Regions from separate parts of the Mus musculus genome. Here regions 2 and 3 are each linked to region 1. A link is a loop called in an ENCODE intact Hi-C map of the cell type or tissue named here. Cell type or tissue: heart. All regions are shown on one strand. Each heading gives the region's core, and the rest is flanking DNA. Links, peaks and the distances in the headings are about the cores only. Region 1 holds the start of Sap30 (sin3 associated polypeptide). Region 2 holds the start of Hand2 (heart and neural crest derivatives expressed 2). Region 3 holds the start of Gm34030 (a long non-coding RNA gene).

Evidence for each region. A loop is a pair of places that touch in the nucleus more often than their neighbours do. Peaks named below come from ENCODE experiments on the same cell type or tissue, not always from the same donor. Only the 100,000 strongest peaks of a DNase experiment are listed, where the experiment ranks them.
Region 2: a loop joins it to region 1, with 2.6 times the contacts of the local background. A loop is called at or near these places in 4 of 42 quality-filtered maps.
Region 3: a loop joins it to region 1, with 3.0 times the contacts of the local background. A loop is called at or near these places in 4 of 42 quality-filtered maps.

The regions. Positions count from the first base shown.
Region 1 is chr8:57,482,492-57,493,267 of GRCm38, forward strand. Sap30 (sin3 associated polypeptide) reads right to left here and starts at 5,369. Exons shown (of 4, transcript NM_021788.2): 1 at 4,761-5,369; 2 at 3,019-3,144; 3 at 2,551-2,649; 4 at 211-559. The coding sequence starts at 5,075. The coding sequence ends at 437. 2500002B13Rik (RIKEN cDNA 2500002B13 gene) reads left to right here and starts at 5,472. Exons shown (of 4, transcript NR_126553.1): 1 at 5,472-5,702; 2 at 7,849-7,976. In heart, for the core only: no CTCF peak of the experiment used is centred there; DNase peaks (open chromatin) are centred at 4,630, 5,420, 5,920 and 6,180; H3K4me3 peaks cover 3,603 bases; H3K27ac peaks cover 3,776 bases.
Region 2 is chr8:57,315,586-57,326,361 of GRCm38, forward strand. Hand2 (heart and neural crest derivatives expressed 2) reads left to right here and starts at 5,398. Exons shown (of 2, transcript NM_010402.4): 1 at 5,398-6,876; 2 at 8,177-8,932. The coding sequence starts at 6,322. The coding sequence ends at 8,275. It overlaps Hand2os1 (Hand2, opposite strand 1), which reads right to left and starts at 5,274. Exons shown (of 6, transcript NR_154048.1): 1 at 5,104-5,274; 2 at 4,599-4,703. In heart, for the core only: no CTCF peak of the experiment used is centred there; DNase peaks (open chromatin) are centred at 4,846, 5,376, 5,906 and 6,556; H3K4me3 peaks cover 8,000 bases; H3K27ac peaks cover 8,000 bases.
Region 3 is chr8:57,329,503-57,340,278 of GRCm38, forward strand. Gm34030 (a long non-coding RNA gene) reads right to left here and starts at 5,638. Exons shown (of 4, transcript XR_378998.4): 1 at 4,886-5,638; 2 at 3,255-3,346; 3 at 2,999-3,052; 4 at 2,189-2,528. Hdnr (Hand2 downstream lncRNA) reads left to right here and starts at 2,933. Exons shown (of 3, transcript NR_131041.1): 1 at 2,933-3,131. RefSeq lists an enhancer at 3,626-5,389. In heart, for the core only: a CTCF peak has its summit at 4,028 (motif pointing left); DNase peaks (open chromatin) are centred at 2,429, 2,879, 3,639, 4,459 and 2 weaker places; H3K4me3 peaks cover 5,340 bases; H3K27ac peaks cover 6,618 bases.

The DNA.
Region 1 (10,776 bases), core at 1,570-9,569:
AACAAAACAAAACAAAAACAAGAATGCTTAATTGCAAATCAAATCCACCTAGGGAAGGTGAGGGGGTCATGTCTGTCATTCCTGCTTTACCTTTAATTACTTGGAATTTGTAAGAAAAGCTTACAAAATGACCTTTATCTGAAATCTTAATACCAGTCCCAAAAAGTTTAACACAAAAACAAAGTTTCATAAAATAAACAGGCTGAAGCAGCTATAATAGTAATAACCTTTATTTAAAATATGTGTAATCTAGGAAGCTCAGTTTATGAGTTTCCAACTAATTATTAGAATCAAAAATGACAACAACATTAAAAAAAAAAAAAAAGTCAAAGTAAATCCTCGGTAGAAAAAATACACAAGAACATTTCTACATCTGAAAACCAGTAAACATTCTTTCCAGGCAGACATCTATGGGCTAGTGTGAACAGCATCTCTCCTAGTGAACACCACTGTCGGCCTTGAGATCCGATTTGTTCTTGTCGTTCCTCACTGAGTAGATGAAACATGTTAAGGTGTCTTTTTCGTTCACTGGAATAGACTTAAAGTGGCAACCAACTATCTACAAATTAAAAAAAATGGACAAATTAAAGGTTAGATGTAGCAGATGCTGTGAGCTGAGTAAGATACAACTTTGCCAAAGTGCTGTGTGACCACAAGATACTTTTAAAGATTAATCTGTCTTAACAAAATATTAACAAGCTCCAAAGCACATAAAAACAAGATATTATAAACAAAAGACAGCCTGACTTCAAAGGATCCGTTAGTCTCCACAATTAATACACTCTTTGAGTATTTTACCCCCTTTGGTCTACTTAATTAATGTGCACTTGTTATAAGTATTTTCCTTTTAAACTTTAGTTTGCAAACTACATATTCTTAAACATTAAATATTAATGAAATAAAACAAAAAAACTAATGTCCATCATATGAGGGAGGGCTTAGACTGTATTCATAGAAAAAGAGTAATATAAGGAAAAAAAATTCTTGGTAACAAACTGTACCATAAATACCATTGGTACAACTGATATTAACTCTTAAGTTTCTTGTAAATTTTTTATGAATAAAATTTAAGAATGGAAACCTCAAGGAGCTAGAAGGATGTTGGACTGTTTTCCTGTCTTTTACTGCACAGTTCTAACATGTACATCAGAATAAACAGATAAGAAACTGAGCTGCTAATACTACGCATGCTCAGACTCAAGACTGCCTTTTTCTAGAATCCACTGAACTACAACTGGTTTATAAGACCTGATTTTAAGAGCTTGAGATTTAGCCGGGCAGTGGTGTCGCACACTTTTAATCCCAGCACTTGGGAGGCAGAGGCAGGTGGGTTTCTGAGTTAGAGGCCAGCCTGGTCTACAAAGTGAGTTCCAGGACAGTCAGGGCTAAACAGAAAAAGCCTGTCTTGGAAAACAAAACAAAATAAAACAAAACAAAAAAAGAGCTTGAGATTTGAGTTCTATATTTAAATACAACTTTGTATCAATTCTTGGCTATTTGTTATAGAATAGGGATAATTACACTAGTGTCTATTATATTTTCATTATAGTAGGGAATGTCTATATATATGTACTGTGCAGCAGAAAAAGGATGATAGCTTTGAAATAAATTTAAAGAAAAATAGTTTTGTTGCCTAGGCAAGAAATATAGAAGAAAATTTGGCTAGTTAGCATACTGAATTTTAATGTTATAGAGCTTTCTAAAAAAATTCTAACTCATATTTATCATTTATTTATACACATTGGAAATGTAGGCTAACTACTAATGTCATGCTGAAGAATATAAGAACACTCACATAAATATATATGTGTTGATGCATACATACATATTTTGATCTGTCTACTCAGTGGAAATGTTTGCTTTAGATATAAAGTATAATTATTTAAATCTGTATTTTAAAAGTTCACAGATTTTTGTGGCTTTATTACTTCAACACACACACAAAACTAGCTTCCAAAACATACCAAAGGAACTGAAGTCCCATACCAAGCAAACTTTAACTTTAACATAAAGCCTTATTTTTGTTCTTTCTCTTGATGTAAAGAAAGTATCCTTTACTTAAAAACAACTACTAACAAAGGCAAGTGTATCTCAAAGTAAAATTAGAAAGCAAGGGAAATCCTGTTTCAGGGCTCACCTGCAGAAACTTTGAAAATTACATTCTAACAAATACTTGTAAGCTTATTTATTTTCCATCCCTCAATGGAAATATTCCATTTATATTCCAATCCACATGTATAGTCCATCCCTTTAAAACAAGATTCTAGAACAATGATTAAAAAATTCTCATTGCTTACTCTGAAAAATCAACATTAAAAGACACTGTATATACTCTGAATGTAATCCACTGAGCACTCACTGGAGAGCTTTCCTAGGTGGCAGATAGATGTTTCTAAACAACTACATTCCACAATACACCTATTAACTTTTACTTTACTACATGCAATATACTATTTAATATACTACATTCATCTATTTCATCATCACTTAATGATACCTTGTTGGTGTGAACAGGATTGTTTAAACAGTATAAAGCTTATTTATATATACCTCAACAAGTTGTGCTTTATTTAGACCTGGTCTGGTTGGAAGCTTGAAGTGTCTTTTGTATCTTCTAAGTGTATTTACTTGTAATTGGTACAAATCAACCTAGAAAAAAAAAATAGATGAGTTAGTTCACTCTGTTGAAAAGATATCATTGATCTGTATTATGACACTTCACACAATGACTTCATTTACACACTCAGACCTGTACTTTATTAAACAGTTCCATCTTTGGGGGATACATATTGTAAACTTCCGGAGAAACAAAAGAGGAAGTTGTATGTCAAGAGCTGTAAGAATGTCGTCTGAGATTTAATATTAGTATAAATACATCTTCACTGACTGTATATAACTTTTGAGATTTTTCAGATGCTTTAAACAGTTAAAGAAGAGCTCAAATATTTACAGAATGGTGTTGGGATTGCCAGCATGCTTATGATTTACATATAACATGGGGAAAAGCCTGCCATCTACCTCTGGAGTGTCGATGTCCTGAACAGGCGAGTCTCCCCCATCATCATCGCTTCCTTTCCTCTTCCTTCTGTTCCGAACGCTCTGAATTAAGTTCTTATGATAGTCACAAATGTAAAGATGCCTTGCCTGTAAAGGAAAAATTTTCAAAGACTGTGAGTCCAGAAAAACTGCAGCTAAGTATTAGTAAAATGCATAGGCCCAGGTGGCTGACTAAAAATCATCTTAACAGGCCACTGTTCAGAAGATGCAATGTTTCTTTCCACTATTAAAATGTTGTAACATTAGCAATCTGGCGATACTGTTAAGGAAATGGGGGAGGGGAGGAATTGGAAGCGGTGGGCGGGCGGGTAGTATCTTGGAGAAGGCAGGCAGGCAGGAAAGGAAGAAAAATTCCAATTCTCTGGGTCTTGTCATCAAATTGCAGGGAAGGTGACCTAAATAAGTTAGCTCCTGCTGATTTTAACTTAAAAGGGAGAGGTGGCATTGCCCACAAATTTGTCCTTGTATTTTCTCTAGCTTGAGAGCAGCATTATATTACTCGTAGGTACATGCTTTCTGATTGATCTGTTAGATAGTGAAATTCTACAGGTACAAAGTATGCATTTCTTTACAAATGCAACATTGAATTCATATCCTATGTTTAAATTTGAACCCTAAGGTTTCTTTTTAAGGATTAAGCGAATATATTTCTCTGTATTTTGTGTTTTCAATTAAAGCAAATTATTCATGTTCTCTTGCAAAGTTTCTCATGGACCCTACTGAGAAACCTGCCTAAACAGAATCACAAATAAACTTTTCAAAAAAATTAATTACTCGGGGATTTGAGAGCTGTATATACAGTGGACTAGGAAATACTGAGCTGATTGACACTCTCCCCCCCCCCCCTTTTAAGGCTACAATTAAAGGCCGAATGAACAGGCTTTTAAATTGACTTCTAAGCTAAGGGTAAGTTAAAAATATACAGGATGTCTGGAGGTTCTGTATCTTGTTCTTCCTTTGCCATCAGTCAGAGCTCTGAAAAGTAGCAATGGAATTCTCTGAAACCTCATAGCTGGCCAAAACAGCAGACGTGCATAAAGACAGAAAAAGAAATCCCGATGGCTGCCGAGAGGGCTGTAAAACCGCAGAGGCTTATTTGCAGCCTTGGTTCGGAGCAGCTGCCCGAAGAGCTGACACCGCAAACAACGTTTACAATCATCTATCTCCCTGTAAGGCAACTGGTGAGCTCAGCTTGCTTGTCTGTGTTCAAGAGAAAGAGAACAACGAGGAGGAAAGAAAAAAAGAAAAGACAAAAAGGAAAAAAAGAGAGAGAGAGAGAATTGTGGGGTCCAGCCAGACTCTACTTTCCCTAGAGGAGCGAAGCTGCTCCCTAGGGCAGACACCGGCTCTGGCAGCAAAACAAAGGCGCCTCCATTCCAGAAGGGACTGCCCGGCTGCGAGAAAACTACTCCGGGCCCTCGGTGCTGCGGTCCCCTTTGTTTCGTTTCCAGATCGCAGCAAAGGAGGAAGAGGGAAGCCTGGCGTGGGAGACACGCGAGGCAGCGGGAGTCCGGGCGAGGGGCGGAGGAGCCCCGCACCACTGCGCGAGCGCGCGCTGGGGAAGGTGGCCGGAGTTGCAGGGACTTTGTTTCAATCAGAGAACCACTAATCCCACCTGCAACCCAATCCCCGAGACTCGTGAACCCCGCCAACCATCCGGCGAGGCACGCAGGATAGGGCAGGGCGGTCCCTGGGCCACTTACACTCTTATCCAGCTCGATCTTCACCTTCTTCTGAGAGATGCTCTTCTGGATCCTTTTGCTGAAGCTGGCGTTGCCTGCCGCGCGCCCGCACCGCTCACCGTCCTCCCGCAAACAACAGAGTTGCCCAGGGCCGGGACCGGCCGCTCCAGGTGGCCCAGAAGCTGACACTGCACCGGCACCGGGTACCTCTGCCCCACCGCCGGCTGCGTTCCCATTCCCCGCCGAGGCGGCGGCAGCCGCAGCAGCGACCACCGCGGCCACGGCGGCGGCCGCGTCCCCGCCTCGGCTCATCTCCTCCGGAGTGAAGCCGTTCATGTCTGCCAGTTCGGGGGCGCCGGCGCCGCTACAGAGCCCCGCTCGCCGCGCCGCTCCGCCTCCTTCCCCTGGGCGGCCGTTCACTCCGCACCCCAAGTCTGGTGGCGGCACGGTCCGACGCCCAGAGTCCAGGGCCGGCCGGTCTGTCGGTGCTGGAATAGCTACCAGGTCCTGTGACTGTGATCAGGAGTGAAGTGGCGCCTAGAAAGGAGACCCCACTCACTGTCACATGGAGACTTCAGCAGTTGGACCGCAGCTCCTCCGCCTCCTTCTCAACCCCAGAACCTGCGCGAGGGAGACGCCCCTCCTCTGGCCCCGCCCCACACCTGCCGCGCGGCCCCACGGGAATGGTAGTTCTTGATCGAGGAGCTAACTTGCGCTCTGTTCTGATTACGTGCGGGACCAGCGGGACAAACTACTCATCCCAGCATGCGTCGCGTGGCGAGCCACCCCTAGTTTTTTTTTTTTTCCATTCCAAGCACCGGGCAAGTCTGACTGTGAGGTCAGGCTTTTACCGTGTTTTCTCGCCTCTATTCTCTCCTGCGAGCAAGGGCTGGTTTTAGCTCCTCTTGTTTCGCAAAGTTAGTGTTCAGACCGCCAGCTGACTCCTGGGAAGAAGCATTAATGGTGTGTGTGTGTGGGGGGGTGGGGGGTGGGGGGGGGTAGTAAGAATTAAGTGAGAAAAAGTTTACGGGCTGTTTGGTATTTATTGAAAGAAAACTCGGGATACCTAGCGCTCTTTAGGCGGAGAGTCCTTCATCTCCATCTCCATACCGCAGCTGACTTCTAGAGCGTGGCAGGTCCTTGGCATACTCGTGTGCCGACGGGTTGGCAGGCATCGGGCTGCTTGTCGCCTCTACTGCCACTTGGATTCCTTTCAAACGGATCTAAGAGGGTTTAAGACCATTTAAAGGAAGCACACTAGTATCACGTCTGCAGACTACTCATCAAAACTTAGCCCTGGCTGTAGGGGACGAGGATCGAGAAACCTCTTTTCTTGAGTCATATGCATGCGTACATGTGTGCTTGTGTGTGCCGCGGGTGTGTGTGTGGGGGGGGGGGGGGTTGCGCGCGTGCGCGCCTGGGTACGTGTTTGTGCTCGCGTAATGTGTATTTTTGCCTGTGCCTGTGGTGGGCGGGGTGGAAGAATGGGCGTGGCCATGCCAACCCTGAACCTCTGATAATTATTAGACTTAAGCTTAAGCAAAAATAATTTATTTCAAGTGGAAGAGTTTTGAGAAAGCCTGTTTTAGATTCAACCAATTCAGTGACGATTATATATATATATATATATAATCGTCACAGAGGTCATGAAAAACTTAGGCCCAAGCTTTCACACCTTTAATCCAAAGAGACAAAGCCAAGCAGATTTCATTGTTCAAGACCAGCTTGGAACAGAGCAAGTTCCAAATAGAGAAAAGTTTAAATCCAGTCATGGTAGAACATGCCTTTAATGCCAGCATTAATGATACAGAGCCACACATATCTCTGAGTTCAAGGTCAATATTCAGAGCAAGTTCCAGGACAGCTAAGCTTAGGCTGGGAAGGAGTTGGAAAACATAAAGTTGGTAATAGAATAAGAAGGGGCCACATTCCAGCCTCAGCAAGTAGCAGAACTCAGGTGCTCCGGCTATGTGGCTGGCTTTAGAGTCAAGAATAGAAGGCACCACTAGGACAATTGATGCTGGCTAGCTGGAGCTAAGAAATTAGCAGTGATTACGAAGAGATCAATACCACAGAGGTGAAATCGTCTGGGAGTTGTTTTCTGAAGGCAAAAGAAGCTGTGTTTCCGAGATACCCAAGTTTGTACCCTGTACTGCAGCTGTACTTGGTAATGTATAAGTGTCACCCAAGTGGTAGTGGTTTTGAAGGTATGAAGGGGTCATGAAGAGCAGCTGTGAGAGGCCAGGGAAGACCATTGGTGAAAGTGCAGCCTCAGTTGTTGATGGGTTAGGACTGAAGAGGTTATGCAAAGGATTTGAGGCGTGGCACCATGAAGAGAGCCTATGAGAGGTGAAACTTAGTTGCAGCTGAAGGCCCCTAACATATTGGAGATGCCAGTACCATAGAATGATCACCAAGAACAACAGCAACAGTGGAGTGGAGTCAATCTGCTACAGAGAATGCTACAGAGGGCAGAGCTGGAGAAGTGACACAAGCCCTTTGGAAGAGCCCAGAAGATCATGTGTGGATCCTAGATACTGGAACAAGAAGCGGTAATGTTTAAGTTGCCTTGGAGACTCCAAGATGTTCAAAAATGCCAGAGCCATGGGTTATCTGCTGAGGAAAGCTGCTAACAGGGAGTGGAACCAACCCAGGAGAAAGAAATTTGTTGCAGTCAACAAAGATGTAGAAGGAGTTAGAGATTTGGCTTTTTGACATCAGACTAGGAGATGCAGGCTTTGGAGTTTGCCCTGCTGGTTTCCAGTCTTGCTTTGGGGGTTACAGTTAAGTGAGTGGATGAATCTCAGAAGAGACTTTGAACTTTGGACTTTTAACATTCTTGAGACTGCTGTTGACTGTGGGGACTTTGGAATGTGGACTAAAAGCACTCTTTTATTATGCTATGTCTAGGTGTGGCCCCCATAGACTCCTTTGTTTAAATAAGCCTATGGGAGCCAGGGAGCTGACTGTATTGTTTTGTATATTCTTGACCCTGGGAGTGGCCATAGTGGGAGCCCTGGGAGTGGCCATAGTGGGAGGTGTGGCCTTGTTGGAGTAGGTGTGTCACTGTGGGCTTTTGCTTAAAGACCCTCATTCTATCTTCCTCCAGGAATTTCCTCCAGTATTTTCATAGCAACCTTCAGATGAAAGTGTAGAACTCTCAGCTCCTCCTGCATCATGACTGCCTGGGGCTGCCATGTTCCTGCCTTGATGATAATGGACTGAACCTCTAAACCTGTAAGTCAGCCACAGTTAAATGTTGTCCTTTATAAGAGTCACCTTGGTCATGGTGTCTGTTCACAGCCATAAAACCCTAAGACATCAATATTAGATTTTCTAGGCTGTATTGTTTCCCATGTCTTTTTTTTCTTTTTTTCTCCCCATCTCAGACTACAAATCAGTACACATCAGGCCTTCTATAGTGTTTTTTTGTGTGTGTATGTATGTTTCCTACGCCAATGATTGGTTTGGTTTGGTTTGGTTTGGTTTTTTGAGACAGGGTTTCTCTGTGTAGCCCTGGCTGTCCTGGAACTCACTCTGTAGACCAGGCTGGCCTTGAACTCAGAAATCCTCTGCCGCCACCACTGCCACTGCCACCACCACCACTGCTGCCACCACCACCACCCAGCTTTGTTTTGTTTATAAGTTCCCTTTGGATTCTTTTTTTTTTTTTTTTTTTTTTTTTTTTTGGTTTTTTTGTTTTTTGTTTTTTAGAGACAGGGTTTCTCCATGTAGCCTAGGCTATCCTGGAACTCACTGTATAGACCAGGCTTGCCTCGAACTCAGAAATCCACCTGCCTCTGCCTCCCAAGTGCTGGGATTAAAGCCATGCGCCACCACACCCAGCTCCCCTTTGGATTCTTTTAACCTAACCTTAGTCATACATTCTTTTGTTTAGATGTGTCTAATCTGCTCTAAAATGCACCCATAGTTTTTCTGTTTTATTATATTTCTTAATGTTATCATTCCTATTTTTTTTTCCAAATCTTAAATGTCACATTTTAGTTTTCCAGTTCTCTGATACAATTTGGAAGTTTGACATTTTCTTCAATATTCCTAGCAAGGACAGTGATTTTTTTTTAGACTATATTTATTAAGTCTGTTTCACTTGTCTTTTGTTTCTGATAGTTCTGACTTATTCCTGACTCTTCTTTCATCCACTGTCTTTGATTGCCTTTCGTTTTGTTTGAAAAAATAATTATAAAATAATTCATATTATGTTCCTACAGAGGGGCCTCATATCTCTGATGCTAAAACATCCTAGAGTAATTAATGCCTGAGGATATTTTAGCCAAGTAGGTGATACTCTGGTTCATATTCCCACTTGGGGGCTATGGTCCTTACCTCGTATTGGGTTACTACGTTAGTTACTTTGTTTGTTTGTTTATTCGTTTGTTTTATTGTGGTGCTGAGAATTGAACCCAGAGCTTTGGACATGCTAGGTGAATCTCCTACAACTGAACTACTCTCCCAGCCCAAGAAAGATGCTCCCCTTAGTGCAGACTGAAGTCCAGTCTTCTACCTGACTAGCGAATGCCCAGCTTTTGCTCTTCCTAAGTCCTTAAGTGTCAAGAGTTAGATTTGTCAACCTGATATAGATGTAGACGTACTTGGAAAGAAGGCATCTCAATTGAAGAATCAACTCCATCTGATTGGTCTATAGGCATTTCTGTGGGCCATTTTCTTGGCTGTTGATTGATAAGGGAGGGTGACAAGCGCACTTGGGGTGGTCCTATCCATGTGGAAGCGGCCTGGGCTGTATAAGAAAGGTAACTGAAGATGCTATGGGAAGTAAGCCAAGAAGCAGTGTTTCTCTGTGGTCTGGGCTTCCCTTGGTGATGGACTGTACTGTGCAAGCGAGATAAACCGGTTCTTTCCCTGAGCTGCTTCTGGTCATGGTGGTTATCAAAACAGAGAAATAACTGCTTCACCTGCCTGTACTAGTACTGTATATATTAAAGTAGTGCATACATTTTGAAACAACCCATGGTTTAACCTGTTGCTAAGCTATATCTGTGGCTTCTTCCACAATTTTGGTCTCACCAATATGTAGTCATCTAATGCTGGCATTTGCTCTGGGTGGAAAATTATTTGTGGCTATCATGATACAATAACATTAATTTAAAAGAAAATTATTGTGACTTAAAGTCCCTGGGACCCCAAATTAAATACACAAACCCAAAGATTTGGTTGGAAGCCATATGTGAGTGAGAACAGTGCTTGTCTTTCGGGGTCTGGGTCTCTTCACTTAGTGTAGCATTGCCCAGTTCGCTCCCTCTGCCTGCAAATTTCATGAGTTTATTTTTCTTTACAGCTGACTGAGATTCCATTGTATACAAGCACCACATTTTCATTAGCGATCATCAGTTGAAAAATGGTTTCCACCACCTAGTAGCTAAGGGAACATGGGTGACCATGTGGTCTCTACTGCAGGAAATAGAGTCCTTTGGGTATATGCCCAGGGGTAATATATCTGGGCCATATGGTAGACCTACTTCTCGTTTTGTTTTGTTTTTTTTGAGGACCCTCCCCACTGATCTCCATAGTGGCTGCACAGTTCTCACCAACAGTACATAAAGGGTCCCATTTCTTCACATTCTTCCCAGCATGTGCTGTTCTTTGTTGGTGTTTTTGTTTTGTTTTTTTCCGAGACAGGGTTTCTCTGTGTAGCCCTGGCTGTCCTGGAACTCACTCTGTAGACCAGGCTGGCCTTGAACTCAGAAATCTGCCTCCCTCTGCCTCCCAAGTGCTGGGATTAAAGGTGTGTGCCACCATGCCCTGCTTGTTTTCTTATTTTTAAACATTCTGACTGGACTAAGATGAAATCTCAAAGGAGCTTTCATTTATATTACTAGGGCTAAGGATAATGACTGCTTTGAAAAGTATTTCTTATCCATTTGCTGTTCCTCTTTTGAGAACTATGTTCAAAAAACCCTGGATTGTTTTCTTGTTTTCTCGTTTAGTTTTTTAGAGTTCCTCCTATATTTCAAAAATGAGTCTTCTGTCAGATGTGAAGCTGACAAAGATATCTAAAGAA
Region 2 (10,776 bases), core at 1,470-9,469, 170 kb before region 1:
ACCAAAATTGCAGTTAATTGTCTAAACTCCAGAGAATATTGAGAAATCAAGACAAGCTGCTTTTGATCTGCTAAACCCAGGCCTTGTAAAAATCGAAGTTTGCCATTAATATTGACAATAAAAGTGTTTCTTTTTGTTAACCTGAAACCTAACCTATCCTGGCTCAAGTCCCTTGTCTCTAAGCAAAGACTGTAGAAGAATGCAGGAAAGGCTTGGAGTGAACTGTCAGAGGTTAAAAAAAAAAAAAAATCCATCTATGCCGTGCAGCAAATAAAGTCACGTTGGGGAGTCTTCCAAGGAGTACCCTCAACATGGCAGTTAGAACTGGGAAGGAAAGGGGCTCCAGTCACAAGTCAGTCCTTCAGTCCCACAAATGATGCCTCAGAAGCTCCACGTGTTAAGCAGCCATTTCATTCCTACTTATCCTCAATCCCAGACTGCATGGCATGCTTGCTTAAATCCACTGCTAGCTAGTTCCAAAGAGTATAAATACAAAATCATAGCCATGTTCTCGTCTGAATTCTAAATGACTTGTTTACAGCTTGGAAGAAATAATTCTCTTTATAATTAACTTTTATTTGTATTATTGCGGGGTTTTTTTAATTGCTTATTTTTAAGTTCTGTGAGTGAAAGCCAGGGTCTACCTCTCAAATGCACATCCAGCACTGAAATATTTCTGTGTGTGCAATTCTTTGTGTATGTTTTATAAATCCTGTGGGATGTATTGTCTTATAACATTTTATTCTAAACTCAGGATTCTACTGCAAAGTGGCAAAGATCAGATCTATCATACTTCTTGAGACAAGTATAATAACATATATTATGTTTAATGGTATTATATATAGTATTATCCTTTGCAATGCCAGTTCACAGGACATTTTATGCTGCCTTTAGTCTGAATGAGTATTTTTAATTTACGGATACCTGTCACAGTACCAAATCCTTCTTCATCAATGAGAACTCTCCACATATTTTCCCGTTAATGCAAGAATGCAATCATGGGTTATTGAAGAAAATAGAATACCAACTGCTGGTCATAATGGATAGTAGGATTTTCCATAAAGAATCTAAGGACAAACTAGTGCTTCATTCTTCCATAAGTCTCAGGTTCAGTGACAGGGTTAAATAAAATATAAACCACAACACTTCTGGGGAGTAAAATTGGGGAAAGCAAAAGAGGGAGCAGAAAAATAGGAAAAAAATGTACAGGGACATAGGAAACCTTGACTTTGCTATTTCCTAGGCACAACTGGACTGAAGGGTTCATTTTTTTTTATCATCCTCTCCACAGCCATCCCTGCCTTTGAACCAGCCCCCCCCCCCCGCCTCCTCTGTCTGCACAGATCTGTTTTGAATGGAGAACCTGTGGCAGGGGGGTTTACTCCCCAAATGCCCCACCCTTCCCCCAAATCCAAGAAGAAATTCCTCAGAAGAAAAGAAAGCCACATAAGAGTCAAGGGCACCTTCTCCTGCCCTTCATTTTTTGAATGGGACATAAAAGTTCAATCGACCAGATTCCCTACTTTACAGCTGTCTACTTTGAAACAATTTTGTCATGTCTGTACACAAATACCCAAAAAGAAAAAGGAAAAAAAGGGCTCTCTCAGAGGGAAGCTTTGGCTGCCACTCAGCCCATAGGCCTTGTTCTGGATGTCCTAAAACATGGTGGGACTAAGTGGCTAACATGAAAAGTGACATAGTGCCTTCCCAGGAGGGAAAAGGCCTGCAGGGGATCCTGAGTGTGGCAGAAACAGTGTCTTTGGAGCAGGTGAGGCTGAGGTTTACATCTTCAGTAACAGATTCATTTTCCTGTCACCTTCTGGGTTTGGAATTCCTTTGGGGTTCTTAGCATGTTCTGGAGTTCACTTTGTTACAGGTATTTTGAGGAGTCTTCCCAATCAGTTTACTACCTCAGTTCAGGAAGGAAGGTAATAGGGGGACTTGAAAGATGATGAAGGGAATTGAGTCATAATTCCTGTAAATATAAAATGTGTGTTTATGGCCTTCTGGCCTGGTTCTTTTCAGATCCAGTTTATTTGGAGTACTCATGAGCAAAACACGAGATACAAAATTGCCCTTGCCTTTGAAATAATAAATATTTGGAAAAGATCTGTATTTCCCCTTAAAAAGAGACTGAAGTTTAAAAAAATATTTAGTTTAAAACAGAGCTTAAAAGTCATATCTCACATAGGGCAAAAAATGTTTGCAACGGGTTCCCCAGCCTTTTTCTTGCCCTTTGAGTCTTTTGAGAAAGTGGTAGTAAGAGAAAAGAGACAAATAACATGGACACAAAGTAAATGTTTGAAACTAGCCTTGCCCCTTCAGCTGAGCTTGTGATGTACAGAGCTGTAGATACACCATCAGCCTCAAAGAGGATTATGGACACAGAATCTCCAACACTCCCCTAAACCTGGGCTGCCTTCCTGTGATGATGTGCAGACCCAGGGCCACTCGGCCCTTAGCCTCCCGGGGGAGAGATAATCCTCTATGGTATTCCTCCCTAGGCACCCAGAATGGCCCACAACCAGCGTCATCACAGATCTATGGTGCTTGAGAATTCTAAATGTGTATCTTAAAGAGCAGCTCACCAGAGGGCCTGCTTGTACAGCCCAAGAGTGAGGGAGCAGGCTGACATCTAAGTTAGAAACTATACAACCACATTCTTCCACCTTCTTCCTGATCACCAAATGCCAACTTCCCTGTCACATCACCCTGTTAGTTCCCTCATAATCACCCCCTGGGGTGGGACAGACTTTCTAAACTAGGGACTAATTTAAAATAGCATCTTAGATTCAGAGTTTGCCAAAGCAGCAAGTTTACCTGGCAGTCCGAAATTACGGAAGTAAAATGTGTCAAAAGATGCTAAAAAGAAAAAAAATGAACAATTGCAGTAAGTATAACTCAGAGCCAGCCAACTACTCATGGTAGATACCACCAAAATTTACCCACTGGTCCCCTCTCTCCAGCCACCTACAGAACGCTATCCTACCACTCTAGTCTCTGGGTTTGAGTTCCTAAGATCCATGAAGCTTTAGACCCCTGGATTGTAGTAATTAACTGATAATGGTGCTGTCAGTGAGGAGTGATGGTCAGATTAGCATTTTTTACAGCCCCTTTTCTGTCCCATGTTGTCCATTTCTTTTATCACTTGTGAGGATGCTATCTGGAGCTACGAATCCATACCCCTACTTTTTGTTGTTGTTGGTGGTGGTGGTGGTGGTGGTGGTTTCAATTTTAAAAGCAGGAAGCGGGTTGGGGGGAGGCTAAAAGTAGCACCTTCTGATCCCTAAATCCTGAGGCTGCAAGTGAACAGATAGCTTCTCTATCCCCAGCCCTATCTTTCTGTGGATTCTTCTTCTATCTCCCAACGCCCTGAAAGTCTATTTCCTGAGGCAGCCAAAAAACACCTTTCCTAAGTTTTTTATCTGTGATTGGACAGGACATAATCATCTTACCCAGTCTACCTGTTCCCGAGGCCTAAATGTTTTTATAAACAAGTTTTTTTTTAATGTATCAAATGTCAGAGGCTTTAACTACCAATATTTACTGATTCAGGGTACCCCTCCTGCTGAAAATGTAAACAGAATTCTCCACCACATTACCTCTACTTCTTTAAAACCACTCTCCTTGTACCCCAAGCTGCAGACCCACCGAAGCTGGAAAGCAGAGCCCTATGTAGGTCACTTTGTTCTGCCATCAAACTCAAGCCTCTGAGCTAACCAGCAAGACTAGGTCCAGCTACTCCCCATCCTGAATTTGCTCTGTCTTAGTTGACCCTCTGCTGGGGGCTGGCCTGGAAAACTGACCCCTTGCAAACAGAAGAAAGGCCACAACCTTTAAGTTCTCCCCCTCTCCCACCACCCAGCTCTAAAGTCTTTTTTTTTCCTCCGTGAGATTACCACAGGGCAGTTAGGTCTCAGCTCGGGTACCCTGGGAGCAAGAAGATGGGCTCTCCGATTCCTTCTGATGTGGCCTTCCAGACAGAATAACAGCCAGACAGACTCTAGGGACATGGGAAGGACTGTCCATGCAGGATTCTTAACTTGGGGTTCTCTTTAATGTCTGGGACCAGAGTGCTTCTGCCTCCAAAAAGCGATGCCAACGGTGGGAGTCACTTGTGTCCCCTCTGCTTGCCTCCTCAGGTCCAAGGCCAGCTATCGGTGTGATCAAATTTACAGCCTAAGGGCTTCTGTTGACACCCTATTACACAGGGACCTTCTTCGTGTGAGTGAAAAGAAGAGATCCTCATACAGGCCAGCCGGAGGGTGGTTTTGCCTCCTTCCACTGACCGCCCCTATCCCGCGCTGCTGGGGAATCTCCTAGGTGCCCCGAGGCCCGCTAACTTACAAGTGGAGATCCATTTTCCGTTCTAATGCGTTCAAGATCGCCAAGGCAAGCAGTCTAAACATCCACGAGCCTTCCTCCCTGCCTGTCTCTTAAACGTCCGTTTAATGGCTCCCCTCCGATAACTAAACCTGCTTTCCACAGATGCCCGCTTTTATGAGGGAGGCAGGAATGCAGAGATATATTTATATGTTTGTTCATAAAAACTAGAAAATAAGCTCCGAACACGCTGTAAAAACTATTCAGTTACTTACCAAACAGGCTAGTTAAGCAGGAGGAACACGGATATTCGCCACACCACAGATTCGAGAAATCGAGGTGCCCCACTTTGAAAATCTTCGCAATCTCTGTTAGGGTTGCTGCAAATGAGTGTGGGCACAAACTGAAGGTCTCATCCGCGTTCTCTGCAAGTTGTCATCCTAACTTGGGTCATCCACTTCAGTGCCTAAGCAAACAGGCCACTGCAACTTTGCCAAAGTGTGCCGGGTCAGAGGAGCGCTGGCGCTCTAGCCTGGTCAAAGAGACTCGGCTCACTCCCAATCGCACCTTAATGGGATTCCATACCGCCACCTCCAGACTCTTGTCGCCACCACCACCCACCCCAAATCCCCTCCCCAGCCCAGCACAAAACTATAGGAGACTGTCGGCTCAGTTTTCTGCCTCGGTTACCTACAAAACACTTGAAAAGGCATAATCTGCGTTCCTTTCTCTATTCACCCCACCCCTGTAATCAGAAAAGAAAGCGAAATAATACTGTACCTGGTTTAAGATTCTTCAGTATTGGGGGGAAATATTTTAATAGCGAAGCATCTGTTAAACACTTGCATTAACCTATGGCTGATAAAAGGGTTTTTTTTTTACCCTGCCCCCCCCCGTTTTAATTATCTTATGGTTATGAGTGGACAACCAATCCTAGAAGAGGACCTCGGCAATTAGCAACGTGAACATCAAAAAGTTTTATTGCGGAGAGCGCGAGGCGCCGCCCCCGCCGCCCCGGGATTGGCGTGAGGAGCCTCTGACGACATATATTAACCCGAGCGGCCCTAAAGATGTAGCTGTACATGGAGATCTTGCTGGGAAAATCGGCTTGCTCCCCTCACCGCGTCCAGCCCAAGAGAACCGCCGCCGCTGCCACCCAGGAGCTTCCGCGGCCACTGTCTGAGCACACCCCTCCGAGAGTCCATTCGCCGCTTCCCAGCTCCGAGGTGCCTTCAAGGGCCCAAGATTCTTGTCCGGAGAGGAGAGGATCTTAGAAAATGGATGCGCTGAGACCTCTCTGCAAAGCCTCCGAGAGAGCCTGAGGAGCGAGGACGGACACGTTCCTTACAGCTTTAAAAACAAATCACACTCAAGGACCAAAACAACAACCAAATAATTTTTATTAAAACAATAAGCGCCCAAGAACCCAGATCGAGCTGGTGGGGGAGGGGAAGGGGCAGGAAGGGGGAGGGTCGCACCGAGGTAGCTCCACGCTAAGCTGCGACCCCGCCGCCTCCCGGCACAGCCGGGCCGGCTCCTGCAGCCCCAGCTTGGACTCGCCCCGGATTCCAGGTCATCTTCGGAGTCAGGAGTCCCGTGGCCGGCGTCTGCGGGACTGCCTCGCGGGAGCCGGCCGGCACTTTTGCATGAGCACCGGAGCGCTCTGCCTGGTCGCTGCAGCGGGGAACGCGGGAGCCGGCGCGCGGGCTGTAGAGCTGGGCGGGCGGCGGCGGCCAGCAAGGGCGCACCGTGCCGGGACCAGCTCGCCGCGCCCCATGGGGAGCCGGCGGCCGCGGCACAGCTGAGGCGGGCCCGGCGGGCCAGGCGCGGGCCCCGGGCTGCAGCGGCCCCCTCTGCGGCTGCAGGGCCGGCCCGGGAGCCCGGGGGTTGGGGGGTGGGGGGTGGGGAAGGCCGCCGATCGCCGAGGTCGGAGCCCGATCGGAGGGCGCGGCGGGGCTGCGCGCACGCTGGGGCGCGTGGAGGGCCACGGAAGGCGAGATGAGTCTGGTGGGGGGCTTTCCCCACCACCCCGTGGTGCACCATGAGGGCTACCCATTCGCCGCAGCCGCCGCCGCCGCTGCCGCCGCCGCCGCCAGCCGCTGCAGCCACGAGGAGAACCCCTACTTCCACGGCTGGCTTATTGGCCACCCGGAGATGTCGCCCCCCGACTACAGTATGGCCCTGTCCTACAGCCCCGAGTACGCCAGCGGTGCCGCGGGCCTGGACCACTCCCATTATGGGGGAGTGCCGCCCGGCGCCGGGCCTCCCGGCCTGGGGGGGCCGCGCCCGGTGAAGCGCCGGGGCACCGCCAACCGCAAGGAGCGGCGCAGGACTCAGAGCATCAACAGCGCCTTCGCCGAGCTGCGCGAGTGCATCCCCAACGTGCCCGCCGACACCAAACTCTCCAAGATCAAGACACTGCGCCTGGCCACCAGCTACATCGCCTACCTCATGGATCTGCTGGCCAAGGACGACCAGAACGGAGAGGCGGAGGCCTTCAAGGCGGAGATCAAGAAGACCGACGTGAAAGAGGAGAAGAGGAAGAAAGAGCTGGTCAGTACTAAGGGATCGAGGCTGGTGAGGGACTCGGGGTTCTTGGGACCGCTGTTCTGGTCTTTCCATTCAGGCTGAGAAATTGTGTGCCACATTCTTTGCGTAGGGAGCCAGGTTGTGGAGTAGGGATGGTTTCCTCAAAAGCAAGACAGGAGGATGTCAGCAGCAGAATGTCTTCCTTCGAAGTTGCAAGCTCCTCTCTCCATTTAGGACCGACCTTCCAAAATGTAGGAGCTCACCAATCTCCCAGTCACACTGGCCAGGTCCCCTCATTCTGTGTTCATTAAAGCTATCTTTGACCGCCAACCCAACTTTTCTTCTAAATATTTCTAAAATAAGTTACCTAATGACCTCTCGGTTCCAGTGACTCCACTATTGGTCGCATCCCCCATTCCAAAACCGAGGCTGCCTCTGACTCTAAGAAAACGTTATGCTCCTTCACATTGCTAGGGCACGCGGGAGGTAACGGTAAACATTAAGTACCTTTAACTTCTAGCGTACAAGTACAGCTTTAGTTTCTCTTTGGCAATAATGTTAGAGCGTAAATTCTCCCCTAAGTAATTCGCGAGTGTTTCTAAGTTTATTTGAGTGAGTTTGTGCACTTGAAGAGTAAAAGTTATGCACATTGTGGTCATTGTTATCAACTCTAACATGAAGTTATGCCGAGCCACTTAAAGTGTTCTCGGATTCCTACCAACTGCCGGTAAAGTAATGGAGTTCTGGATAGGGCATGACCAGGAAGAACCTAAGAAACAATTCCATTTGTGGAGATTTTCTCCTTTGCCGCTTGCAGCCCTTTGATTCATGCATAATGGAATGGACTTCCGAATAACCAGAGATTTCAAGGGCCCTGGAGGAGACAAACTGCTGAACTCAATGTACAGAGCTGCTGCTGGCTGGCGGGAGAAACCCAGGCCAGAGCAGAGGGGCTTTTGGATATGGGTTCGCTATTGAAACAGAGGGCAGATTAAGCGCTGGCCTCTGCTTTCTCCCCTGCAATAGCAGGAAGGGAAAAATAAGAACCTAGGCTTCACCATAGCCGGCTAGAAATCGGCCATTTGTTTATAAACTTGCTGACTGGGTCCTTGAGCATCTGGAGAGAAGGCCTCGGCGGTAACCAAAGCACTGGAAACCAGCTTAACTTTTCTGCAGGGGCCGGTACCCGCACCATCCCCCTCTTTAGGTGTTCCCTCGTACCCTAGCGCTCAGTGTCCTCTAGGCCGAGGCGAGCTAAGGTGGCTGGGACTAGGCGCTAAACCTGTCTTTCCATTTCTCTCCCTCTCGCCCCCTTTCTGTTTAGAATGAGATCTTGAAAAGCACAGTGAGCAGCAACGACAAGAAAACCAAAGGCCGGACAGGCTGGCCACAGCACGTCTGGGCCCTGGAGCTCAAGCAGTGAAGAAGAGGAGAGCAGTGAGCCGGGGGCCAAGGCGCCAGATGCAGACCCAGGACTCCCCGAAAGCCCTCGGGCTCCGTTCTGAGGACTTCTTGCAGTTGGATCATCCGGTTTATTTATGTGCAATTTCCTTCCCCTTCTTTCTGCCCGCCCCCACCCACCCACCTTTGAGCATCCGCTCCCCACCTCCCTCTCCAAAAAAAGGTGGATATTTGAAGAAAAGCATTCCATATTTTAATATGAAGAGGACACTCCCGTGTGGTAAGGGACCCCCGTCATTCTCTGTGTGTGAATGTTCCCTCTTGGCTGTGTAGACACCAGCGTTGTCCCCCGCCTCCTTACCCAACTCTTTCCAGATAAAACAAAGTGGACACTAGTGCATATGTGAAGTGTATCTTTTTAATACTCGGCCTTCGGATATAAATATTCCTGGGGGTTATAAAGTTTTATTTCAAAGCAGAAAACAGGGCCGCTAACATTTCTGTCGGGTCGGTTATCTAGTGCTGTCACATTTCAAATGTCATTGTCCCCTAGTCGAAGATGTTTCCACCAGCTTCTTGTTTTTGTGCGCTTCCGTCCTCTAAAACTAAGTGGAATTTAATTAATATTGAAGGTGTAAACATTGTAAGTATTCAATAAACCACTGCGTGTTTTTTTTACAAAAAAAAAAAACCTAATCTTTACATGGGTGATACCTCAAAAGAATTTTGAAAACAAAGCTGTTATACTTGTTTTCATAATATTTAAAATATTCAGAAGTAAACTAAATTATCATAATTGCCTCCAATTTTATTTAAAAAGAGTCAGTGGTTCTCATCCATCACTATGACCTAAGGCTCCCTAGATGAAGGAGCTGTTATTAAAGCAAACTGTCCTGGTGAAAATCCTGACCAAAGGCCTGGGCTGCTCTCCAGTCCTGTCTCTCTTCTTCTTGCCGAAGCTCCCAGGAGAATATCTGGTTGGGAGAAGTGCCTGCGCCTTGTGCAGAAGGTTTAGGTGGCCTTGTTTTATAGGTATCTATCGGAAGCCCTGTGCCTGGTGCTTCGTTTTGTGTTTGGGGAGCATTTTTTTTTCTTTCCTGTGGAGGAGGTGTGAGGAGGATCCAGGGCCTTATTACAGGCATAGGAAATAGTCTGGGGCGTTTAGTTCAAAGTAGAGGGCTTTTATCCAAGTTTTTTTTTTTTTAAGAGAGAGAAAAAAGAGAGAAGGAGGTTTTGCTAGCTGTCCAGATCGGAAGATTCTCACATGAGCAGTGGTGGTGGAGGAGGGGAGTTTTTTTGAAAGAGTCTATGATTAGGTAACAAGGAATTTTACGTCAAGTAAGAAATCGCGAACAAGACCACAGATTTAAAGGGGGGCGAGGGGTTGGGTTAGATTTACAAGGAGCTACAGGGAACTCAATATTAACTGCTCGGTGCCTGAAGTCTTCGAAGCTGCAGCTCTTGCAAGTGGCAACTAACCCCCTGAGTAGCAGCCGCCCAGAACTTCACCCTCTTCCTGGGCTTTGCTGTTCAGGGGTCCTGTACTATCCCAGAAGAAACTTCACCCCTGGCTCTAGAAAGTAAAGAAGCTGAGTGCTATTAGGAACGGGTGGAAAAGTGGAGAAGGCAAACAGTATTTGAAAGCGGCTTGTTTCATGGAGCTCCATGCATAGTAATCTGGTGTTGTAGAGCCTTGCCAAAGGGTTTCCAGCGTTAGCCATCCTTGGGGTGATATTCACACCCTGCTGCGGAGCCCAATCCCTCAAGTGTTCCCAGGGCTCACTCATAGCTTCTCTGACCCGGGTGGTCTGCAGTCAGCCAGCCTGGCCCTTCGTGGGGGGGGGGGGGGGCGGTGTGAGTGGTGTTTCGGACTTCTGCGGATGGCTGACAACAGGAGGGCCAGGGGTTAGAACAACTAGGCCAAAGCGATCTGAACTTTCTCCCCTCAGGTCAGCCGACGCTGGGCCGACCTGGTGGGCTAGGGGCTGTGTTTACAGACACTTGCCTTTGTTTATAGCGGGGGTGGGGAGCAGGGGAGGGTGGTTGCCCAGGTTTTCTGTAGCTCTCTGGATCATTGTCTGTTTGACCAAGCGGGGCTCTCTCCTTTTGCCTGCAGAGAGGCCTTCTGCTTCTTCACTTTTATCAGCTCAGAAGAAAGAGTCTGTGTTTTAGAGGTAGAAGAAAGTATCTAAGAGGGTTCTGGAATAGACAGAGATGAGTTGGGTGACAGACTTAAACGCATCTGTTATCTTCACATGAGCTTGTGTGCCTGCGTGTGCTGTGTCTTCTCTTCTAGGCCTTAATGGAGTCCGGTTTAATCAGCGGTTCTGCTTTATTAAATACTAGAACAAGGGAATCTAAAGACCCTGGTGCACTGTTCCTAGGTGGTCATTTTTCTAATTCTGGCGCGTTTAGCCTGGCGATCCAGGCATCTATCCTTTTTGACTCTCCAGAGCCACTGAGCTACACAGGCCTCTCTCCCTCCGGCCAGTACTAAGCCCTAACGCTGAATACACCCCACCA
Region 3 (10,776 bases), core at 843-8,842, 150 kb before region 1:
GTTGGCTGGCAGGACAGGTGCTGTGATGAACTCAGTATCTGAGCTGTCCAGGATGGAGATTTGTGTTTCCCAGAGAACTAACAAACTTACAAACCCACCCATATTTCATGAAAACCTCCAAAAATTCCGATTGGCCAGGCCAGGGACTTCATTTCAGAGCTTGGAATTCTTAAAACTTCTGCAGAAAATTCTAGAAACACTGCCTGAGGCCACACCAACCACCACAATTGGTACAGAATTTTAGGAATGTTTTTCTTGAGCCACCAAAACTACTGTCTTATGTGGGTAAGGGTGACACTATCAAATATGAAGAAAGAATAGGCCAAGGCCTCCATTTTTAAAGTCTATACCCTTCAAGAGAGAATTGGACATATCCCTGATCAATTTACCTTGATCAAAGATAGATGCCTTGCAGCAGCCTGGGGTTTATTTTCTCATGTACCAAACAGGGCAAACTGCCTGTTCAGTCAGAGGCTACACTGTATTGAGAGATAAAGAAGGTGGCCTTTCTTTGAGGGAATAGACAAATAATGTCAAATTCCATGTAAGGGAACCGAGAATATTAAAACAAGCCCGGGAATCAAGAATTCCCAAGAGTTCTTCACAACCACCCGAAGCAAGTCTACGGAACAAACTCCTCCTGCCTTCTTGTGATCTAGACTAGGAAGGGGCCATTCCCTCTAAGTCAGAGAAAAATGTCACCCTGAGTGTCCCATTTCCATTCATTTCTATCCTCTGCAAATGGGGAAAACAATCAAGTGTATGGTCTGAAGAGCTGATCCTTGGTGATGTCAGGACTCTGGCCTGGCTGAGAAGCAAAGGAAATAAAAGCAGGGAGCCTGGTTGGTTGGTTTGTTTGTTTGTTTTGTTTTGTTTAATAGTGTTGCCAGGTGGGTTCTTCATGGTCTGCCTTAATGTTGGAATCTGGTTAGCTCAGACAATCAATTTCTCAACCAGGTCACTCAAAACCACAAAGATCCACACTATGCTGACCTACAGTATTTTCTTGCTCCGGGTAGAAATTATATGAGAGTGGAGTCAATTTAGATGGTCCACTGGCCCAGGGATTCTCCCTGTATGTCCCCAACCAAAGAAGCTAGATTCGTAGGAAGCTGAGCCTTTCTGATAATGATCATGGAGTAGTAGACAATTCTAGCCTCCAACCAATGCCTCAGTTGCTTTCTTGAGTAGTTTTTGTTTTCCAAAGTGTGTCTGACAGGACCTTGGTAAGAAAGTACAGACTTACCCAGAAACTCTCTATTTAGACTAAGTATCGAAACATGACAATCCCCTTGCCTCTGACTTCCAAATGCTGGGATTAAGGGCACATACCATTATACTCAACTTCAAATAATATTTTTAATACACAACCCATTGGATCCAACTAACCTAATGCTTCTCTTATGACTAAATGGAGTCTTTCAAAATATAATTCCCTTACATAATACCAAGCCATCTTTCAAGCATTGGTGACCAATAACCGAAGTCATGGAGACCTGCAGAAACATATTATTTGTTCCCATGATGTTTGCTGCTCAGCCAGTTAAAAGTCACTTAAAACAAACAATGCACTTACTCAAGGCCAGAGTGTTCAATCTTCATCAAACGTATTGCCTAGAGGAGGCCAGAAAAGATAGTATTCTAACCCAAGATGATGGTAAACCCTCCTTTCTGAAAAGACAGGAATGATGGTCATCCACCGGGGCCTTCTTTTTAAGATAGATTGTTATTGTTGCTTGGCACAGACATTTTTGTCTTTGGGATAAAACAGAAATGCTCTCTCTCTCTCTCTCTCTCTCTCTCTCTCTCTCTCTCTCTCTCTCTCTCTGTGTGTGTGTGTGTGTGTGTGTGTGTCTGTGTCTGTGTGTCTGTGTGTGTGTGTGTCTGTGTGTGTCTGTGTCTGTGTCTCTGTTGCTTGTGGCTTTAGTTTTAAAGAAAAAACCCTGGAAACAAAAATCTAAGTTTGTAGTAGTAGTTGGGAAGGGAAACTAATGCGGTTTTAATGGGGGGTGGAGATGGTCAGACCGCCTGACCATCGCCTTCCCTTGAAAATCTGGTTTTCATATTCTCGCTCAGTAATCACCCAAAGCCATAACTGTCTCTGAAATTATTCATTAAAGTCATTTTCAGGGATTCTCACAGGATGACTCTTACGTTTATGATCTGAGAGCAATGACATCAGCCTCTGTCTTTTTTCCGCTTTTAATTAATGCTCTGGAAAGACAGGGTTGGGGGAGGTTGTGAGCCTGGGGAGGGGGCGGGAGGGGTGGAACTCTTAGGCCTCTCTGCTTTGGCGCGGTCAGCTGAGCGCCGGCGCGCAGACATCCTTTGATTAAGGAGGGTATTTCGAGGAGTGCAGGCTGTGCAGAAGATCACGGCTGTGCCCTGTGGTGCTGTCAGCAGTGACAGATCCCAGATGGGGCCCGCTACTGTATGGCAGATTGAGTTTCTCAACAGAAAACTCACCCTTCCTCCTAAACGTCTTCAAAAACCTTCTCCGGATACTCCATTCATCCAGGTCGTGTCGTCTGAAATAGAAACAGTCCAATCCCAAAGTTGGTTTTGTGTGCGTGTGTGTATGCTGGGTTTATCTCCACCACCATCCCCTCCCTTCCTCTTCTCTCTGCACTGTCTCTCCTTTGTGCATCTTGGACTCCTGAAGGCCACTCAGAGCATAGATGCGGTGAGTGGGGGGGCGGGGGGGAGTGTCCCTGTTTACCAGGCTCAGGGCACCAAGTGGTGGAACCAGCACTGAGGTCCCCCCACATGCACCCGGAAAGCAAGGCAATCCTGTGGGTAGAGAGATGCGGGCTAAGGCAGTGGGTCGCTAGGGGAATTCAAGGTGGACCCAATGAGTCACACACTCTGGAGAGGAAAAGCTGGGGGCGGGGAGGGCGGGAGATAAAGGAAGAAACTGAAGGCGCCTTGTCTCGACTCCAGCCAGCTTAGTTCTTTGGAGAAGCAGTGTGGAGTCCTAAAAAAGGAGGCTGAGTCTTACCGTTGAGGTCGGTGCCGGTAGAGAATGGGAGGGAGTCTGCAGGAGCCAAGCACCCTAAAGAAGAGGAAGAGAGCACGTTGCTGAGATTTGAACAGCGACCTGAGAGGTCAGACTGGACCCAGGCCTCCTCAAGGTGAGAGGGGACGACGGGTGGAAGCCCAAGTTTCTACACAATACTCCCCCAGCAAATCGTATTGTAGAAATAGGAACTTATTGCAAACTGTTCTTTAAAAGTAGTTTCAGAAATGTTCCAAACCTTTGCTCTGCAGAAGCAACGGAGATGGAGATTCTTCCCTTTTCCCGGCCCTTCGGTCCTTCTCCGGAAGAGCTACTCTGGCCAGCTCTGGGCTAGGGGCAGTGGCCGAAGAGAAGGGGAAAGTAAGGTTGAGAGCACTGGATTCGAGCCCAGCAGAGAGCGGTTTCTAGGCCCCACCCACCCTCCCCCCAAGGTTTTCTTAAAAGTGAATCTTGGCGTGGTTTTTGCAGACCAAACATCAGAAACCCGGGAGAGGAATCTAGAGAGTGCATTTTGTTCTGTTTTGCTTTAATAATAAGTAGTGTGCCTTGTTAAACACCCTATTACCCCCGCCCCCTTCTCCCACAACCTCTCTGGAGAAGAGTCTTTCCGGAGCGCCTAGAAACCTAAAAATAACACGCCACGCTGAAGGTCCGGAGAAGCCACCGGCCACCTCTACAGAGTGGGGATGCTGCCCGTGAAAGGTCATCACTTTCTTCACCCCGACAACCTGACAACAAAGCCCAAGCAGTTGATCCTTTCCTTCCTTTGAGCCCAGGATCCAAGCCCGAAATAGATGGGGAGGCCCCAACCCTACAGCCATGAGGAAAAAGTGGTTCCTCGGTGACCACCGTGGCCACCGTGGCCACCGTGACTATCTTTCGAGTTAGAGCCTTTGGTCAAGTCTAGATGTCACACTTTAAATGCCTTCCAATGTTCCCCTTCTCGAGTCTAATTTTTGCAAAGAAATGAGATGGGACCATCAGACTCTGCCTATGTTGCTGCCATCTGGTGTGCGAGCAGTCTCCAGCTTGTGCTCCAGCTTGTGCTGAGAAGCACGGCTGCAGTACCTTAGGGGTAAACCTATGATGCCAACCCCACTCACCTCCGCCAATGTAAGTTCTTCCTCCCCTCCCCTGACAATTCCAGCCTCGATTATCGGGTTAAAAAAAATCGAAAAAACTCTTTATATAAAAACAAAACACGCTGAATTTCAAAACGACCGCTCACCTCCTCTACAAGACAGCTTTTGTTTTCTTTGGCCGTGGTGGATGAAAGGAGTTTATTTTGATTTTGTTTTCTTGTACCCACATGTCTTGTAAAAAGGTTCCTGTGCACGGGCCTGCCTCCCCCACCCCATGACCGCGGGGGCCTTGCTTCCAGACTTCGGTCCCCACCACTTGGGTTTTAAGCCCTCGCCTGGAGCCGAGGTGTAATTGTGACCCGCCCTAGCTCCGATCCTCCCGGGGATGTGGTTGGCCTGGCCAGACTGAGGCCGGGACCTCCCAAGTGGCGGCCTAGGCTCTCGAGAGCTTCGAAGTCCGTGCCTCGCAGCCTCCTCCCCCTTTCTTTCCTCTGCGGACCTTGCTAGCTTTTTCTCTTGGCTCTGTACTTTGCTCACCTCCCAGCTCAGAAAGGGTAAATCTTTTCTCTCTTTCTGTTTGCTTTATTTTTGTTTCTTTCCCCTGTCAGGCATCTTATTAGGGCTCGCTTAGTCGCCTTCTCATTGAAACCCCAGGTCCAGAGAAGCTAACAACCTTGATGGAAATCTGGGGCAAAGAACTGGGAGCCTCTAGCCGGCCCCCTCCGCGCCGCGGCGCAGTCGGATCCCGGAGCGCTTCTGCATAGCGTCAGCGCGCCGGGTAATTTACCTTTCCTGCGCGTCTGTCAATATGACTAATTTCCACCCGGGTCAAAAAGCCTTTCTCCGGCAGTCCATCTTGGAGCGCTCTCTTAACGCGGTAGACGGGGGTGGTTGTTTTGTTTCCACCCTAGAAATAAATACTCTTGGGGCGTCTCTGCCCGGGCAACCCTGAGAGGAGCAGGCGAATATACACCATGTCAATTAAAAGCAGTTTGCCTTGAACTACGAACTGTGATTGGGTTTCAACGACAGCGACTTGCTGGCCTTTTTAATACACATTACCTAACTCGTCCTTGATTCCAACGCTTTCTTTAGAAACATATTTTTTTTCCCAAGAAGAAAGTAATTATTGCTCCAATTCTTCTCCATTGGGTGCAATTCCCTAGTGAAACAGGGTCACAATTCAGGGTGTGTTTTAAACATCGGATATGATTGCTAATCTGACCTAGACTATATATCATCCAGGCGATGTTTTACAATAATTTTTAAACTGCTACCGACCTCTAACTGCGAACCCGTGCTGTGGAGGCCTCCAATGGAAGGCTGGATGATTCTCCAGTGACAGACTCAGGCTTCTACAGGCTGAAACAAAGGAATGGGAGACAAGGACACTCATAGTTGGGGACACCCACTTAGGTCCCTTCAGCTCTGAAATATTTTACTTCACTGATACAGGTGTAACTGGGACTGAAAAGTCTTCAACAGTAAGAACACAACTAATAAAATTTAACAATTTAACAAACTTGAACACACACACACACACACACACACACACACACACACACACGACTTGGGGAATTTCAGGAGAACCTGAAAACTAGGAAGGGAGGCCTCTGCCAGGAGAGGTGGCACACCCTGCACCAGGATGCTACCTAGTTGCTACCTAGTGCTCAAACTACAAGCATTCCTTAACCATCACACCTGTCTCTGGTGATATCTCTCTCTCTCTCTCTCTCTCTCTCTCTCTCTCTTTCTCTCTCTCTCTCTCTCTGTCTCACACACACACACACACACACACACACACACACCTTTCCCTCTCTCATCTGCTGGAGCATTTATAGCCTAATGAAAGTATATCCTTTAGGAAAAAGACTGTCTATAAAACGTGAAATATGGAGAACCCGATAGGATAGTCCCACCCAGGGTCTGGCCTGATCCTGGAGGGATTTTTTTTTTAAGCACACACACCCTGTATTCTTCTGTTGCTTTCATAATCGCGCTGTTACTTTTACCAAAGTATGAAAAAAGATTAGTGACCTCTGTTTACTCCCCGTGGGAGGGGATTTCAGCCTGAAGACTTATCTTTATTTGTAGGGAAGGCATTCTTTAGTGGGGAAAGGAGTTTTTTCATCATCCTTTGTCATCTTTGAAAAGCCCTGGCACCATATGTTCCAACAGCTGGGGAAAACCAAGAGCTCCCTCAATTCCCCCTTCCTTCCCTTCCTACCTCAACTGCTCCCCTCTATTGCTACCTTTTGGGATCTCAGACACATACATTCTCCTGATCACTGTATGAAATTCCTCCCAGTGTCCTCTAGAAATCATGTAAGCACCTGTTTTGTGGGGGAAAAAACAACCCAATTTTATGTCTGGGACAGGATCTACTGATTTACAGAAATGGACAGAGCAGGAGTTTATTCCCTGTTTGTTTGTTTTTTTCCCCCGCGTACTGTATCTTTAACTAGGACGGTTTCTTTTTAAGTCCCTTTCATTTTGCAGTTTGACCTTTGCCACTAGAGCAGTTCAGGTTGTTTACTAGCCAGGACTATACAACATGAAAAACTTTTGGAGACATAAACATCAGAGTGAGCTGCAGGGCCAGTGTCCTTAGCAGAGTGGGTTTGTTTATTTGCATGCTCTTGAGGACCACAGCAGTTCTAAATTAAAATATCTTGGGCATGGGCGCACTCTTTAATTACCTGGAAGTAATGAAAGTGAATGGTTATCCAGTCCCAAGCATTTAGTTGGTTCCTTTGATTTCGGAATTTCACCCTTAGTTTTGACGGCTTTTATTCTTCTTTTTAAAAATTTAGCTTTGAGCCAGGCATGGTGAGAAGCCTACAATCCAAGCACATGAAAAGTGGATTCAGGAGAATTCCCAAAGGTTGCCTGTCAGGTCACAGCAAGTTCCAGACCAGCCAGGACTGTATAGCAAAGCGCTGTCTCTGAACACACACACACACACACACACACACACACACACACACACACACACACACACACACACACACATTTAGAGCATTATGTCTTCCTTCCCAAGAAGTAGTTGCCCAACTTTTACCCCTTCAGAGTTCTGGCAGAGAGGTAAAGTGTGCTGCCCATTCGGAGCGGTACAACTGGGTGCTGGTTCTCTGAGAGGAAGCCCTTTCTAAGGCAAGGCTCTTCAAAAACATTTTTTTTCATTACAAAACATCTGTTAAAGACTGTCTTTCCAGTTATATTGTACTCGAATTATAGGCTTCTCACCGTGCCTGACTCAAACCTAAATTTTAATGTAGTCTTTCCCTGTGGCACTAAAGACTCGCAATCCTTCAAGCCTGCCCTCCCAGTATCTTAACTGGAGCTGCAAGTGGCTTTAAACAGGCTGGTCCCCTGTTTGGAGACATCAGAGATTATGCATTTTTGTCCCATCTAAAAAATTTTTTTCTCATAAAAGTAGCATTTTTCTGGTCAGATTTTCAATTTAGAACCCATTAAACAAACAAACAAACAGACGTGTGTTATATGTTTTTAGTTCCTAGAGTCTACTCAGATAACAACTAGTCTTCAGTATATGATAAGTGCCAAATATGCTACTGTATGTCCCCAGGAGATGTCCTTACTTGATTTTGTTGGTTTGTACAGAAAGGATCCACCCCAGTGATCCAGATTGACTGTGATCTAAACTTACATTTCTCCTATGACTATCTCCCATGTGCTGGGATTGCATTTCTGCACAATCTTAGCAGATACATTTAATGAAATCCATTTAATATGTGAGATGCATTTAATGAAAAGGCATGATGTTCTTGTGCATCAAAAACATATACAAGATACGCAGGCAAAAATTCTTTCCGGCTATTTTTTTCCACCATTGTTCATTGCTTGTGAATCTTCTCTGAGATTTCTAATACATGGAGGAGCCAAAAAGAGTGTCATTTCTATGGTTCTAGCACTGAAAAATCTCCCTCCTCAGCTAATGGAAGTAGATGGGGGTGGAGGAGATCTTTGGAGGCTTGGAAGAGGCTCACAGAAAATACAGTCTAGTCATGGTATCAGATTATATCTGGATTGTAATCTAAATTTTACAGCGCAAGGGTATATGCAGAACAATTGATCACACACCATGTTGGACTGTCTTTGCTCTGTGAGTGGTGCTAAACAGCAAGGAAAGAGAGACAGGCACAACGAGAAAGACAGAGACTGTTAAAGCCTGTCTAGAGTTGTGGACATGGCTTTTTGTATTTTAGTGTGGCCCTCTCTCCAACTCAAATGAATTTTGTTTTGGGGTTGTTTTGGGTGCTTAGGATTAAGTCTCAGGCCTTGCACAAGCTGAGTATTCCCTTTCCCAACAATCTATCCCTTCATCCCTCCAAATTGGAAACAGCTAAATTGCTACACATCAAATAAGCCATGAATAAATTCTCTCTTATTATAAAAGAGTTTTTACAATGTTCTCATCTGCAGTTAATTTGCACAGGTTATAAATGGGTAGGCAAAGGATTAGATGATACATATTCACTATAAAATAATCAAGATAAATTCAGCAATGTAATAACCAGGCAAACTTTCAGGAGTTTTACTATTTACAACTTAACAGAAGTTGATGAGCTAGAATGATCAGTAGTAAGGGTGGTAAAGTCCTGGCCCAGTGTGCCTGAGTCCCTGCATCGCCAGGGACATCTAGCCCCATACACACAACACTTGAAAGGAAGATAAAGCAGAGGTGATTAGTTTTTATTAAAAGTAAGGAAAATGCTCTTGTCTCTCTTAAGGTCCTCTTTTGCAGAACAACATTTTCATCTACATCTATGTGGTCTTGGGAAAAGTTTAAGGGTCTTAGCTCCTGAATCTAACCTAGATGGTGGCTTATCTTTACTGTTGTCTAGTTGAGAGATGGAGATGAAGACATATTTTTTGAGAGAGAGAGAGAGAGAGAGAGAGAGAGAGAGAGAGAGAGAGAGAGAGAGAGAGAGAGAGAAAAGCACGTCACGGGTAGAAAACATTGCAAGAGATGAAGTTGTCCTGTATCCTGGATGTGGTTTGACTTTCAGTACTGCATCAGAATTATAGTGAAGTTGACTCCAGCCCTTGCCCTTCTTCATTGGACCATCTTCTACACGTTGATATTGGAAACAGTTTCAGTCCGTGGGAAGATTTTAGCCATGGAGGGAGGGGGCTGCTAAGTATCTACCCATTTAATAGTAACAAAAATGTGTCTGTTTTCACTTTGGACTGTCCCCCAACCCTGCCTAACAAAAGCACACAGAATTAATAACAACAAAGGTTTGTGTTTCCTTTAGGTTTTTAGGTTTTTGCCTGTTGCTCTTAGGGATCCAGGGGCAGAGTTTTGCCTTAGGTGCTGAAGGTAAGCTATCTAGTAAAGTGGACTGGATTTCAGATCATGTATTGTGTCCAACTGATGCCTTGGTGGGACCAAAGGGCATTTGGTGGTGAAAGGGACCCCAAACCTTCTGCCCCCTGAAGCCCCAAAGCTGTTCATCAGACTAGATGCCAAAGAACCATGTCACTCTAATTAACGTGTATGTTGGCCAGCATCTTGGCCAGTTTTATGAGGTTTCACTGGCAGGGTCAGAGGGTCTGATGCTAGTCTTCTCATGAGGATTAAGGATTCTAATGAATCATGTGACTGTGACTAGACCTGGATGACAGCTGTCCTTAGGAGACTTACTTACCCACCCCCACCCTCAGGCTTTACACCCTGGAGGTCTCTCTTTCTAGTCCCAGAAGGGAGGTCTGGTCTTTAAGGACCAACCAAAGAGGATGCTCTCCAAATTTGTTCTCTTCTGCATCTTGGCACAGACTGTTACAAATGTTATATATACACAAAAGTATATTGTACATTTCTGAACACCTGCACTTCTGTGCATATATACATATAGACTACAGAAGAAAAGAATTAAATTCAGCGGTAGGTGTGGACTTGCAGATTTCATCTGGTCTAGCCACATCTATCCATATGATAGGTTTGAAGATGGTCCTAGTTCTAGACCATCAAGTCTCATTAATTAGTGGAGATGAGAGTGGTGGGTTCCTCTTCCTTCTGTGGGTAGTTATTTCCAGGGAACTCTTGTTTATTAAAGATAAATAAAAAGGATGTTTCAACAGGAACTGTTTTAAGGGGGAGGCAGAACAGAGAATTAGGTGGGAAGATGGAAATGCAGTAGGGGTCAGATGACTGAGCATCCCTATCTCCACCATTTCCTGAACTCTTTATTCTCTTCCAAGACAGCTGCTGGAGCCTGTTGCTTTTTCACACCACAGATACTTCATGCTGCCTAATATTCTACCGAGCCAGCCTAGGGGACTTGGATCTGTCTCGCCTGGGGCTAAGAGAATAGTTTCTCTAAGAAGAAAACAGTTCTAATTCAAAGATGCTGGATCTGGCTTCCTTTAAAGCCTGAAGTCGCTGAAGTGGCCATAGAACTATGGGGTCCAGAGGACTGCCAGTCTCAGCCAGCCTTTAGGCTGGAGAGAGGCTGTGGGCCTGCTTGGGGACTAAAATGGATGAATAAGAAACCTGTAAGAAATGTAAACAGATGGAATGGCAAGGAGGAGAGCGCTGGAGATTGTTCAGGTGTGAGCTGAGGTTTCTGAGTTTGTACTGGGGATGCCTTTGCACACAGTGAGGTGCCCCCTCCCTAAGTGGCTCTTGTTTTGCACAAACAGCCCCACCCT